2 separate regions of the Homo sapiens genome follow, and region 1 is linked to region 2. The links are chromatin contacts, found by Hi-C or POLR2A ChIA-PET in ENCODE. All regions are on one chromosome and are shown on one strand. Each heading gives the region's core, a stretch centred on a gene start or an enhancer-like site at or near the end of the contact. The rest is flanking DNA. Distances are from core to core; before and after follow the strand shown. Region 1 overlaps FOXN2 (forkhead box N2). Region 2 holds the start of MSH2 (mutS homolog 2).

Region 1 (3,519 bases), core at 622-3,121, 950 kb after region 2:
TTATTACCTAGCACAGTGGTCCCCAAACTTTTGACGCTAGGGACTGGTTTTGTGGAAGACAGTTTTTCTGCTACCTGAGGTGGGGACATGGGATATGGTTTTGGGATGAAACTGTTCCACCTCAGATCATCAGGCATTAGATTCTCATAAGGAGCGCACAGCCTAGATCCCCTCACATGCACAGTTCACAATAGGGTTTGAGCTCCTGTGAGAATCTAATGCATGGGCTGATCGGACAGGAGGCAGAGCTCAGGTGGTAATGCTTCTCAACTTCCACTCTCCTCCTGCTCTGTGACCTGTTTCCTAAGAGGCCATGGACCTGTACCGGTCTCCAGCTTGGGGGTTGGGGACCCCTAAACTAAAAGATTTGGGAAATTTTTATGGAAAAGTTTGCCATTGAAGTGTGCTTTGAAAAAAGAGAACAGGTTTTAGAAGGGTAACATATGCCAAAGGGCAATAGTATATTCTGCTGGGAGTTTGGGGCAGTAGGCATATTCTCTGTTGGTGAGGAATGTACGAGAGCAGGGTGGAAAAGCAGAGTGATCCAGAATAGAAGTGTGATGAATATCATGCTTGGACTTCAGTTTTGGGCTTCAGTTGTTTGGACTTCAGTTTTGAGAGCAAACCAGTGAGAGTTTTTAAGCCAGGAGCATGATGGAGTTTCTCTGTATTTGACTTGTGACAGTGTGAATGATAGGGCAATATATTACCTTAAACAATATCTGAATTCATTTGCCAAAGGAATGTTACAGTTAGTAGTACCATGCAAACAGAGATAGTTTCAGTGAAGATGTGGGATTTGAACACTTTGTAATCATTGCCCTCCTTATGTCTAAATCCACTGACTTCTTTTCTGTCTTACTCAACCTAAAACTGCATTATATGACATGATTAGCTCTGGGAATTCATCTTTTCTTTGATTTGTATAACACTGTGCTTAATTCTTTGTTTACCTGTGTGGACTCTCCATCTTTTTCTTTTGCCACTTGCCATTTAAACTTTAGTGTTCACTATTTTGTCTTTTTTGTTGATTTAGTATTTTCTTAATCTCATTAATTCCCATGGCTTAATATGTCGTCTGTGATCTTATGACTTCTAGATCTTTCTCCTAAAGCCCAGACGTAAATTTGCAACTAATTATTAGATCTGGAGGTATCTCAAATTCAGTGTGTCCGAAATTGGACTTTATTCCTCTCTCTTCTCCAAGGATCTATTTGGGTCTCAGCTAGAAATCTGAGTCATCTTGGGTACCTGCTCTTTGCAATGCCTAAGTTATTTGAATGTCAAATTTGAAAGGAATATAGACATTATCCTGATGAACTTCCTTATTTTATAACCAAAAAAGTGAGATACGTGGTATTAATTGATCCTGGTCTAGAAAGCCTGTCAAAGCCAGGGGTTAGATTCAAGAAAAAGCAGTATCTAGTAGCACCTATAAATACCTACAAGTTGCTTTTTGATTCTGGCCATTTCTTTTAGTTTCTACCATAACATTGGCCTTAGTTCAGGTCTTCCCCTCATTTCTCATCAAATTGAACTATTATATAAGTTGAGGAGTCAGCATGAAGGATTGGATTCAGGTATGTTCCTAGATCCAGATAGATGTGTGACTTGGTAAAGTTAGACTCTCTGAGCCTCATTTTTACTTCAGTTTTTGTAACTAGTAACCTTTAGTAAATATGACTTACTAAATAAAAGCCAAACTTGTTAACATGGTTTTCAAGACCCTCCCCAGTTTGGCTTCTGCCTGTCTTTGCAGTTTTTTTTCTTCACTACTCCATGATCTACCCCCACAAGACTACTTGCTATTCCAGTATACTATAAATAGTCCTTGTTTATTTTGTTCCTCTATCTACACTGCATTTTCGTAATTCACTTTCAGTGGAGAGAACATTTCCTCAAAGCCCAGCTCAGAAGTCACCTCTCAAGCATTTCCTGCTTTTTTGTACTCATTTTGTGTTTTTATAGCATTCTGTTTGTTACCTTTATAACATACATATCCCAGTTATGTATAGATTTGCTTCTCCCACTAGGGAAGATATGAGAGCTCTCTGAGGTCAAGGCCTTAGTAGAATAGTCACTTAAGACTGTGTGTGTGTGTGTGTGTGTGTGTGTGTGTGTGTGTGTGTGTGTGTGTGTGTGAAAGAGAAAGGGGGGAGTGATATTATTCAATAACCTTTTAAAAGCTCAGCATCTTTTTTCATCTTAATGCATAATTCTCTTTAATTGTGATGTGGATGAACATTTGGGTTTCTAATTTTTTGTTATAAACACTGCTACAGTGAAAATCATCTCCCTATCCTTCCTTCTCTTTGCCTTCTTTGAAATTGATCTCCCTTTATTCTTTTTCCTCTGTTGTGTTGGTATTGTTATCCTCTGTCTTTTTTTTTTAAACACTGTACATATTTCATAATTATTTTATGTAGTCTCCGTTTAAATTTACCCTTATAGTTAACAGTGTCATTGTTTGCTATTGTTTATGCATTTAGAATTTCCTTAGTGATTTTATTCTTGAATTGTGTCACTTAATTCTTTTATACTTTTAGAACTATTGTGTTTATACTTATGATGGTACATAAAAGGTAACCATCTACTAGGTACTTAGAAATATAGGCAGGAATAGAGGTGATGTGGTGAGATTACAGCTCTTAAGTTTGGAATTTATCAGCATTGCTTCTGAGTGGAATAATCTAGGAAAAGTATGGTGTAATGAAGCCAAGGAAGCTAAGCTGAAGTGTGAATGGCCAACAGTGTCAAATGTTGCAGAACACTTGAAAATGATTGGCTAAGAAGAAGTTGTTGAGAAAGTAGCAGCCAAAAGATTAGGATTCAAAATATATAATAAGTGCTGTGCTGGCTGGGCGCGGTGGCTCACACCTGTAATCCCAGCACTTTTGGAGGCTGAGGTGGGCGGATCACGAGGTCAAGAGGTCAAGTCCAGCCTGGCCAACAGAGTGAAACCCCATCTCTACTAAAAATACAAAAATTAGCTGGGTGTGGTGGCGTGTGCCTGTAATCCCAGCTACTTGGGAGGCTGAGGCAGGAGAATCACTTGAACCCAGGAGGCAGAGGTTGCAGTGAGCCGAGACTGTGCCACTGCACTCCAGCCTGGCAACAGAGCGAGACTTCGTCTCAAAAACAAAAAAAAGTGCTGTGCTGATAAATGTTTAACAACTGGCTAGGGACAGGCTGTTTAGCTTTTGCTAAATGTGGAGTTGAGAAGCAATGTTTACTATCAACAGTATACCATTATAGAAGAAACTCATATAATTTAATAAGAAAATGAAAATCTAATAGAAAAATGGGCAAGTATATGAATAGGCAGTTCACAGAGGAGGAAACACAAATAGGCAATAAACATAAACAAAGATGTTTATCTTACTAGTAATGTGTGTGAGGGACATTCAAATTAAAAGAACAAAAAATGCTTTTTTATCTATTAGAATTCAAAAATTTTAAATATTTGAGGACATGAGTAAATATTGATACTTTCACATCATTGATAGGAGTACATTAATA
Region 2 (3,532 bases), core at 286-2,785:
TTATTTATTTTTTGAGACAGAGTCTCGCTCTGTCACCGAGGCTGGAGTGTAGTGGCGCGATCTTCGCTCACTGCCCCCTCCACCTCCCAGGTTCAAGAGATTCTCCTGCCTCAGCCTCTCGAGTAGCTGTGATTACAGGCGCCCACCACTATGCCCGGTAATTTTTGTATTTTTAGTAGAGACGGGGTTTCGCCATGTTGGCCAGGCTGGTCTCAAACTCCGGACCTCAGGTGATCCACCCGCGTTGGCCTCCCAATACGCTGGGATTACAGGCGTGAGCCACTGCGCCTGGCTGTTTGCTAACATTTTAAAATTTCAACCTTCCTCTTCCTTAACTGGTCTTCCCCTACCCCCCCTCAAGACGGGGTCTCTCGCTCTGTCGCCCCAGCTGCGGTGCAGTGGCGTGAACATAGCTGACGGCAGAAGACCTCCTGGGCTCAAACGATCCTCCTGGCTCGTGCTCCCAAAGTACTGGGATTATGGCGTGTGACACCACGCCTGGCGTCAAACGTTTGTCTTTTTATTTATTTTATTTTGTATTTTTTGAGACAGGGTTTTCAATCTGTCGCCCACGCTGGAGTGCAGTGGCACAATTTACGGCTCACCGCAGCCTCGACCTCCCGGGCTCAGGTGATCCTTTCGCCTCAGCCCTGCTAATATCTGGGATCACAGACGTGGGTTTTACCATGTTGCCCAGGATGGTGTCAATCTCCTGGGCTCAAGTGATCCGCCCACCTCGGCCTCCCAAATTGCTGGGATTACAGGCGTGAGCTACCGCGCCCTGCCACAAACGCATATCTTCTAACGTACCATTTCATTTACTTGCTATATTCATTATCTGAATTTTCTCATATTAGAATGTAAGCAGAATAAAGGCAGTGATTTTTCTTTTTACTGGCGATCCTCAGAGCCAAGAAGAGTCTGGGACATAGCAGGCCATATAAATGTTTTCGAATGAGTGAATCATCAACGAGTGGATGAAACGATAATGTGGCTAACAGGCAGCAGTAAGGAGGCTGTGTAGAATAAACCCGTAATCCCGATGTTGGCAGTTTGCTTAGAAAGAAAAAGGGAGGCAGTCGGAGAGGGGCACACGTTTTAACAAAATACTGGGAGGAGGAGGAAGGCTAGTTTTTTTTTTGTTTTCAAGTTTCCTTCTGATGTTACTCCCATGCTTCCGGGCACATTACGAGCTCAGTGCCTGCCGGAAATCTCCCACCTGGTGGCAACCTACCCTTGCATACACCCCACCCAGGGGCTTCAAGCCTTGCAGCTGAGTAAACACAGAAAGGAGCTCTACTAAGGATGCGCGTCTGCGGGTTTCCGCGCGACCTAGGCGCAGGCATGCGCAGTAGCTAAAGTCACCAGCGTGCGCGGGAAGCTGGGCCGCGTCTGCTTATGATTGGTTGCCGCGGCAGACTCCCACCCACCGAAACGCAGCCCTGGAAGCTGATTGGGTGTGGTCGCCGTGGCCGGACGCCGCTCGGGGGACGTGGGAGGGGAGGCGGGAAACAGCTTAGTGGGTGTGGGGTCGCGCATTTTCTTCAACCAGGAGGTGAGGAGGTTTCGACATGGCGGTGCAGCCGAAGGAGACGCTGCAGTTGGAGAGCGCGGCCGAGGTCGGCTTCGTGCGCTTCTTTCAGGGCATGCCGGAGAAGCCGACCACCACAGTGCGCCTTTTCGACCGGGGCGACTTCTATACGGCGCACGGCGAGGACGCGCTGCTGGCCGCCCGGGAGGTGTTCAAGACCCAGGGGGTGATCAAGTACATGGGGCCGGCAGGTGAGGGCCGGGACGGCGCGTGCTGGGGAGGGACCCGGGGCCTTGTGGCGCGGCTCCTTTCCCGCCTCAGAGAGTGGGCGGTGAGCAGCCTCTCCAGTGCGGAGGCACGGGGGCGGAACGTTGGTGCTTGTGCGGATTCCGCCGTCCCCAGGTTCTGCTTGGCTCCGGAGGGACGCCCCCCTCAGCCCTGAAACCCGTGCCTCTCCAGCCGCCCCGGATCTGAACTTGTGATCACGGAGTGTTTACGTCGTGCCAGGCATTTTAATGCATTGTTCTAGTTCATTTTCCAGCAGTCGCATTCCTCGCCTTGGCCCTACATGTAGCGCTCATTACAAACACGGCCAGAATCTCTTATTAACAAACAGCAGCCAGGAGTGAGATTTAAAATAGACTGGGGGTTTAGGAGACCCTTTTATGACACGTAATTCTGCTCCCACGACGCTCCCATTTATACCGCCGGTCCAGCTAAGGGTCTGGTAATGGAGCGCCGTTGAAGAGCAGTATGATGAAGTGGTCAGGACCAACGGACTCTGGAGCTGGGCTGCTTGGGATCAAGTCGCTGCCCCTCTGCTTATTAACGTGTGACCTTGGGCCAGTCATGGACGCTATCTGCTTCAGCTCAGCATTCAGTGCTCTCCGTCACCCGACCCCATCTATCCAGGATTATCTCTCCCTGGAAAGCTACAAACGTCTCACCCTATGTGGGCCAAATGTTCTGGATAGGCCTAGTTAACCTCTTCTCTCCCTGTTTTCTTTGCGCTTTCTTGCAGCTATGTAGTTATGCTAATGAAAAGAGCATCCTAGGGGGAGCAGAGTTGTGGATTCTAGTCCTGACTAGAGGACTAGTGCAAATGCGATACTCCTGATGAAAAATGTTTCATTCGTTAGATATAAATGTGTTAGGCAGGGTTATGGACACTAGATGAAAAAAGAAATACCTCTACTTTCATAGAGATCACTATTGGACAGCAAGGCAGAAATAATTACAATTCAAGTTGGAGGCTTATGGAGGTGAGCTTGTAAGAGGTTACAAGAGGCGCCAAGGCAGGATCGCCAAAGACGGAAGACTTTGGAAGAGTCTCATACAACGGAAGAGGCGTTATATGAGACACCAAAGTCCACGTTGAGTCTTGGTGGACTAGAAGTTTGCTAGGGAGAGGGCTTGAAACGAGGTAGATTGGCGTTGCTGGTGTAGAAAAGGAAGGAGACTGGCCCAGGTGGGTGGGGTTAGATGACCAAAGGCTTTTAGTGTGGTGTTGAGCTGTTGAAATTTTATGCTGTAGCCAATGAAAAGTCTGAAATGTTTTTTTTTTTTTTTTTTCTGAGACGGAGTCTTACTGTGTCGCCCAGGTTGGAGTTCAGTGGTGTAATCCTGGCTCACTGCAACCTCCACCTCCTGGGTTCAAGCGATTCTCCTGCCTCAGCCACCGGAGTAGCTGGGATTACAGGCACGTGCCACCACGCCTAGCTAATTTTTGTATTTTTAGTAGAGATGGGGTTTCACCATGTTGGCCAGGCTGGTCTCAAACTCCTGACCTCAAGTGATCCACCCACCTTGGCCTCCCGATGTGCTGGGATTACAGGTATTAGCCACTGCACCTGACCTACATAGATTTTACATAAGACTTTAAAACAGGGCGGGCGCAGTGACTCACGCTTGTAATCCCAGCACTTTGGGAGGCTGAGGTGGGCGGATCACAAGGTCAGGAGATCAAGACCATCCTGGCTAACATGGTGAAACCCTGTCTAC

What was found. A loop is a pair of places that touch in the nucleus more often than their neighbours do. ChIA-PET counts read pairs that join two places held with the same protein, here RNA polymerase II (POLR2A). Pooled maps may share reads with other maps.
Region 1: a pooled map shows a loop between it and region 2 (2.0-fold over the local background). The contact joins the enhancer-like site here to the promoter of MSH2 in region 2. A Hi-C loop is called at or near these places in 4 of 50 pooled maps. POLR2A ChIA-PET finds 5 or more read pairs at or near these places in 2 of 52 experiments (CD8-positive, alpha-beta memory T cell and T-cell).

What each region holds. Positions count from the first base shown.
Region 1 is chr2:48,351,465-48,354,983 of GRCh38, forward strand. All of the region lies in intron 3 of FOXN2 (forkhead box N2), which reads left to right. Among named protein-coding and RNA genes, the nearest start is that of FOXN2, 39 kb to the left of the region's middle. RefSeq lists a silencer at 1,773-1,822. Within about 2 kb of position 1,872, at least 5 of the 41 ENCODE cell types and tissues checked have a DNase peak (open chromatin) inside an H3K27ac peak, as active enhancers do.
Region 2 is chr2:47,401,621-47,405,152 of GRCh38, forward strand. It overlaps MSH2 (mutS homolog 2), which reads left to right and starts at 1,536. Exons shown (of 16, transcript NM_000251.3): 1 at 1,536-1,782. The coding sequence starts at 1,572. RefSeq lists enhancers at 1,223-1,272, 1,277-1,987, 1,988-2,696, 2,063-2,122.